Linked DNA regions of Mus musculus: region 2 is linked to region 1. A link is a loop called in an ENCODE intact Hi-C map of the cell type or tissue named here. Cell type or tissue: left cerebral cortex. All regions are shown on one strand. Links, peaks and the distances in the headings refer to the core of each region. The heading gives the core; the rest is flanking DNA. Region 1 has its middle 10 kb from the start of Gm35704. Region 2 holds the start of Medag (mesenteric estrogen dependent adipogenesis).

Region 1 (2,908 bases), core at 219-2,718:
CACAGTGCTCCGGGGTTGGCAGGGCGGATGCGCCATCTAGTGGCCACTCCCAGAATACCCACATGCGGCTCTCTTGCCGCTCTAATGACCTGAGGGCATGTCCAGTACTGGAGCAAAAAGGTTAATTAGGGAGCTGGGGCATCTCTGTTCTCTGTGTCCAGCCCGACTAATCGTTCTGTGAGGATGGTTTTTAGGGTCTATGTGAATGAGGCACATTTAGGCAAGAAACTCAGGTAATTGGTAGGTTACAAACTGCCATGTGGTGTCCTCATGATCTCATAGTCCCTGCGTTGCCTCTTCTGGCCTCGATCCCCTTGATGCTGCTTTGCCTACAGTCCACTTCTGCTCTGCAGGCTCCTGTCATGATCTTTTCCCTATCAAGTAGAGGACCCGCTAACATGGATAAGGGCACCTTTTCTGAGCAGGGAGTGGGAGGACTGATCTGCGGAGGTGGGTGGTGGCTGCCCAGGCCTTGCTTTGGGCACAGGATTCCCATTTCGGGAAGTACACGATGCCCAGTAACAAGACATTGAGCTAGATGTGGTTCCTCAGTCTGAGGAAGTCTCAGGGTTCAATCTAGGAAGTACCCATAGTAGTTATCCAGTATAAGTAGCCAGATAGGACTCGGCTATCCTCAGAGGAGGGAGAGGCCTCAGGGCTCAGGATGTCTGCTCATCACAGGGACCTTTGATGGGTGGTGTGTGTGCTTCTGAGATCCTGGATTGGGTGGCTAGCTTCTCCTCTGTCCTCCAGGGAAGTTACTCAGCCACGTGCCTCTCCTGCCATCTTAGAGTCTCCCCAGGAGATCTCAATGTGACATAGTTAGCAGCGGGAACCAGCTAGCCAGCTGGGGACCAGCTATCAAGGTGTGGTAATGGGTGGGGGTGTCTTTCCATACATATCATATCACAAGAGTGCGGGCTTCATGGCTGCCCCATGAAGCCTTTCTGTCAGGTTAGACCCTCTGACTAGAGAGAGGCGAGGAGTATAGAGTCTCCGGGTATAGGTGTGAGGAGGTAGATGATGGATAGCAACAGAGATTTGAGAATTGGGGATAGGGGTCTCCATTAACCTCTACTTCAAATCTGTCCTCCATCCCAGCATCTCATGAATTCATGACTGCTCAAGGAAACCCAATTGCTGGCTCCGTTCAGTATGCTGGAAGGTGCTATGTGCAGGCTGCCTGCTAGACACCACATCACCGTGGCACAGTGGACGCTTGGAGGATGGGGCAACTCTGTGTTGGTCACCCTGGGGGTATCAGTAGCGGGGGTGTCTCCCACCACCCATCTGGCAGAGGCTAGAGGGTACCGTGTCACCTGGAGACTGTCACGGCTCCCACAGTCATTCCGACCCCTCTGCGGGGAGTGGCTTTGAATGTGGGCATCGCCTAACCATGTCCAACTGGGAGAAAGCAGACAGCCTCTCTGCTGTGGAAATTCTTTAGTGCTAAAATAGCCTGAATTGGCTTATAAGGGTTAGACGTGTAGAGACCAGAGCTGGCAAAACTTAGTTATGCAGAAAAGAGAAGCAAGATTAAGGGCATATGGTGACATTCCCCAACCTTCATGAATGCAGACTGATTTAATCCACAGACAACTTCACACCCTAGGTATTATGTTTATTCTCATAGGAAATGATGCACAGACGTATTTAGCCACCCTACAGAGTTACACAACAACAAGGAGGCAGAACTGGGGCTATGATCCCAGGCAGGACAGCAGGAAGATCTGTGTCTGTGCTCGGAAATGGCCGAGGCAGCGTGGGAGCGCTCAGGGTTCATCCCCAGAATCTCTTTCTGTTATCGGTGCGATCTCACACGAGCTTCGGTTTCTTTAGTTGAGTGTGAAAGAGATCCACTCTATCTTACCAGGACACAGAGGGTTTACATGAGCTGATATTGTCTCCGGTTTTGCTGGCAAGCCAAAATCCACTCACCCGGACCTGGACTCTATGTGGCTTCTTTAAATAAACTGCTGCACGGACCAGCAGCTCAATGGATGAAGCCTCATCCGGCTTTAGACAGGAGCCCTGTATCCAGTTTGTGGCGCCATGGAAAACCCGTGAGACTTTTTTGCTTGTCGCTGCCTTGCCAGCTCAGCCCAAACCCTTCTGGTGAGGCAGGCTGCTGCTGTTCTCTTTGCTGAGGGTGAGGGGTGGGGTTGTGGCTGGCAGCCTGTTGGGCCTGCGCAGTCCTGCCAGGGTCTCACCATAAGCTCTTGATATCAGCAGAGGCCGTGGGCCTGGCAGGGGAAGGCTGGAGCCATCCTGTCCAGCCAAACACCAGGTCTCTGGAAAATAGTGGAGAGCAGGAAGCAGGCCTGTGTGGGAGAGGATGCGCGGCAGCCTGGGTACCACTCACTTCTTGCTTTATATCAGCTGACCAGGGATGCTCAGCAAAATAACGATGAGGGCAGCTACGGAAGGGCAGTCCCAGAAAAATCTTCCTCCAGGCAGCGGAAAAGAATCTCATTTCTGAAGACAGGGAAGGGGTGAAGGGTCGAGGGTGGGGTGGGGCCTAGGTTGGGTGCACCGGTGGTCCTTTGTCTTAGAACATGATCCAGAATAATAAGTACCAGGTGTTTTCACTTATAGTATAGGGCTCAGCGAATATTCAAGGGCCCTTCTCGGGGCTTTTCTTTTTTCTACAAACCTAGAGTTTTTCTTTCACATCTGATCTCTGAACGCTTTTAGGTTTCTTGTCTTTCTTTCATAGATGTGTTTTTCTGGCATGCAATGATGCCCACTTCTTGTGCTGAGGGTGGGGGCGGAGTTGACCCAGGGCTATGCACGGCCCAGGACATAGGCTTCTCAGCGGAGCCACACCAAGCTCTAGCCTGCTCCTGCTCACAAACTTGAGCTACAAGTCCCAGGGTTTACACCTCAGTTGGAGCCCTGAGCCACCGCT
Region 2 (2,908 bases), core at 236-2,735, 74 kb after region 1:
CCTCAGTGGTCCCAATCTGGTGCCAGAGACCTAGAGGATTCCTGGGGAGTGCTGGTCTTCAGTCCATGTTAGAAGCCAGAAGAGCATTGTTCTTATATGGAAGGAGGCAGCAGCAGCAGCAGCAGCAGCAGCAGCAGCAGCAGCAGCAGCAGCAGCTTAGAGTAGATGGATTCACCAGCAAGAATGAAAGCCAAAATAGGCAGAGCCTTCTTTCTTCCATGCACCTTCATCTTTATAGCTATCAGAATCACTGCCCATATTTGGGGTACATCTCTCCACATTAATTAAATCAAACAATTTCCAACAAACATAATCACAATCCAACCTGGTGTAGATAATCCATCAATGACGATTATCCATTCAGGTGATTCTAGGTTGTGTGAAGTTGACAATCAAAGCTGACCATCCAGGCACCCAACAGGGCCATTTAAAGCTCTGAGGCTAGAAGGCTGCCCCTGTGCCTTGATGACATCACTATTACCCAAGTATGGGCACATGAGGATGGCTAGATCTTCAGGCTGTCACCTCTTAACTATAAGCATAAGCCTTGCATTGTCTCCTGTCACTTATCCCAGCAACTCCATTTCTGAGAGGGGAGGGAGTGCAGAAAAGATGGAAAGTGTAATGGTGTGTTACCATAGTAAGAGAAAACAAAGTGATTTTAATGTTGCAGTAAAGGAAAGTCTAGACAAAGAAGAGTGCATTCCTTTGATGGAAAATAGCTTAGTGGTTTGAAATAGTTTACCAAGGCAGTGCTGTTTGAAACACAACGTGCTTCTTACCATCAAATGAAGCAAGCAGAATAAAAATTCTACAACACCTGGGGTGAGGGTGCTGGAGAGATGATGGTTCGGTGGTTATGAGGTGTGCATACATACATGCAAACACTCATACACACACACACACACACACACACACACACACACACACAAATAAAAATAACTTAAAACCTTCAAAAGTAAATGGCAAAAGTGAAATGTAGCAGAAATGCTTCTGTTTGAATCAATTAAACCCAGGCTCTATGGAGGCTCTCAGAGACAAACTGAAGATAGACTCTAAATTTTACCTCTCGGCGCTGCCTGGAGTCTCATGCCAGCTTACCGAGAGCAGAGACTCAGTCAATGTAATTGCTGGAACACATGCCTGCTCCTCTGTTAGACTACAAGTTGGATGATAACAGGGGTTGTGGTTATCCACCCACATTCTCAGGATTTAGCTTATTCTTCATCTTCTACTAGATAGGCTGGAAATAGTCATTTAATTAAATTGAAAGGAATAGTCTTTTCATCCCTCAGGAGACGTGTGAGCACGTAGCCAGAGCACTCAAATATTTATAAACTGAGCAAATTAACAGATTCTGGGACTAGGGCTGGGAAGGCCTGCTAGGGGACTTCCCGCTTGAATCCAAGCACAAAGCTGTCAAGGGGCCACCGGGCAGCGAAAAGCAAGAGGGTCAAGGTCTGGAGTGCACAGGGGATGCAGGAAAACCTTTTGGGAAAGTGGCAGGCCTTCATGGAAGGATGCTGGGTGGGAACCCGCTCCAGGAAGTGCTGAGAGAAGGAAAAGCTGGGTCATCTAGGTGGAGGTGGAGTGAGCTGCAGACAGATGAGGCATAGAATGGGGGATGTAGATACGGATGCAGCAACTCCCAGCCTAAGCTGACAGCCCCTGGGCCCCAGGTGGAGAAGTGGTCAGGAACGCTTTGTGGTACCTGAGGGATTAATCGGCGCTGAGCCAGGCCTGGGCATCTGTCGTGGGGAGGATGCTGCACCATGCAGTGTGGACCAGGCAGGGAGGGCCCCGCGCGGGGGCTGAGTGTCTGACCCGAGTGGGATGACTAAGTTAGTCTTGGCTGTGAGCAGGCGAGGTGGGAGCATGCCAAGTTATGAAACACTGATTGCTCTGCCGGAGCGGAGGAGCATCTGGGGTCCTGCCTGGGGGCCGGAGGGGCGTGCCTGGTGCCTGATAAAAGGGGCTGCGCAGCGCGGGGACCGCTTTCTCAGTGTCCTGCCTGCAGCGCTCCACAAGGGTGGGCAACCTTCAAGGTGACAAGAGGGCTCCTGAGCTACTTACTACTTGCACGCAGCCCAAGGTAGCTCGGGACAGACCACAGATTTACTCCTCCCACTTAGCGACCCTCAGGGTAGGAAGGGGACAGAGCCACAGCCTGAGTATGGCCACTGCAGCGTGCGAGCCTGTGGCCAGACCCAGCCTGACCTCCATTTCATCCGGGGAGCTGCGCAGTCTGTGGACGTGCGACTGCGAGCTGGCCCTGCTGCCCCTGTCGCAGCTGCTCCGCCTACAGCCTGGTGCCTTCCAACTGCGCGGTGAGCAGCTCCTGGTGCCCGGGCCCGGGGAACCCGCGGCCGCACGTGGGGGCTTCAACGTCTTCGGGGACGGCCTTGTGCGCCTAGAAGGGCAGCTCTATCGCCTCAGCAGCTACATCAAGAGGTAGGTGGCCACACCGTGTGCTCTAGCCTGGAGCAAATCCTCTATCTGGCTGCTGCCCTGTCTCTGGTAGACTGGGGACTGGAGATGGAGATAACCTACCTGCCACCCTACAGCCCGAACCCTCCTCCCCCCAGCCCCCAAGCAGGTAACTAGGGCGTTTTGCTGAGAATGTAGGGAGGATCGGGTGGGAAGCACACTCAGTCCCACCCAACAAGCTGGTGGCAAGTTTTTTCCATTCTGCCCTTAAACTAGGTCGGATGAGCTCAGTGTGCAGGCACAACCCTCAGGAGATGTCTTGGATGCGGATCCTCGCACCTAGCTTTAGTTATGAGCGAGAATAACTTTATGCAGCTGGAGCATGCAGATAGTTCATTTTCCCAGAGTAATTGCTCTCTCGGTGTTTCTTAAACCAAGCAACTATAGTGAAGAAGAAAAAGGGCCCCCAGAACCCCAGACC

The links. Peaks named below come from ENCODE experiments on the same cell type or tissue, not always from the same donor. Only the 100,000 strongest peaks of a DNase experiment are listed, where the experiment ranks them.
Region 2: it touches region 1 in a loop (6-fold over the local background); 3 of 42 quality-filtered maps call a loop at or near these places.

The regions. Positions count from the first base shown.
Region 1 is chr5:149,336,029-149,338,936 of GRCm38, forward strand. No RefSeq gene overlaps it. Among named protein-coding and RNA genes, the nearest start is that of Gm35704, 10 kb to the right of the region's middle. In left cerebral cortex, for the core only: no CTCF peak of the experiment used is centred there; DNase peaks (open chromatin) are centred at 1,343 and 2,148; H3K4me3 peaks cover 1,521 bases; H3K27ac peaks cover 2,318 bases.
Region 2 is chr5:149,409,805-149,412,712 of GRCm38, forward strand. Medag (mesenteric estrogen dependent adipogenesis) reads left to right here and starts at 1,945. Exons shown (of 5, transcript NM_027519.4): 1 at 1,945-2,451. The coding sequence starts at 2,174. In left cerebral cortex, for the core only: no CTCF peak of the experiment used is centred there; DNase peaks (open chromatin) are centred at 1,170, 1,571, 1,848, 2,357 and 1 more place; H3K4me3 peaks cover 1,057 bases; H3K27ac peaks cover 2,233 bases.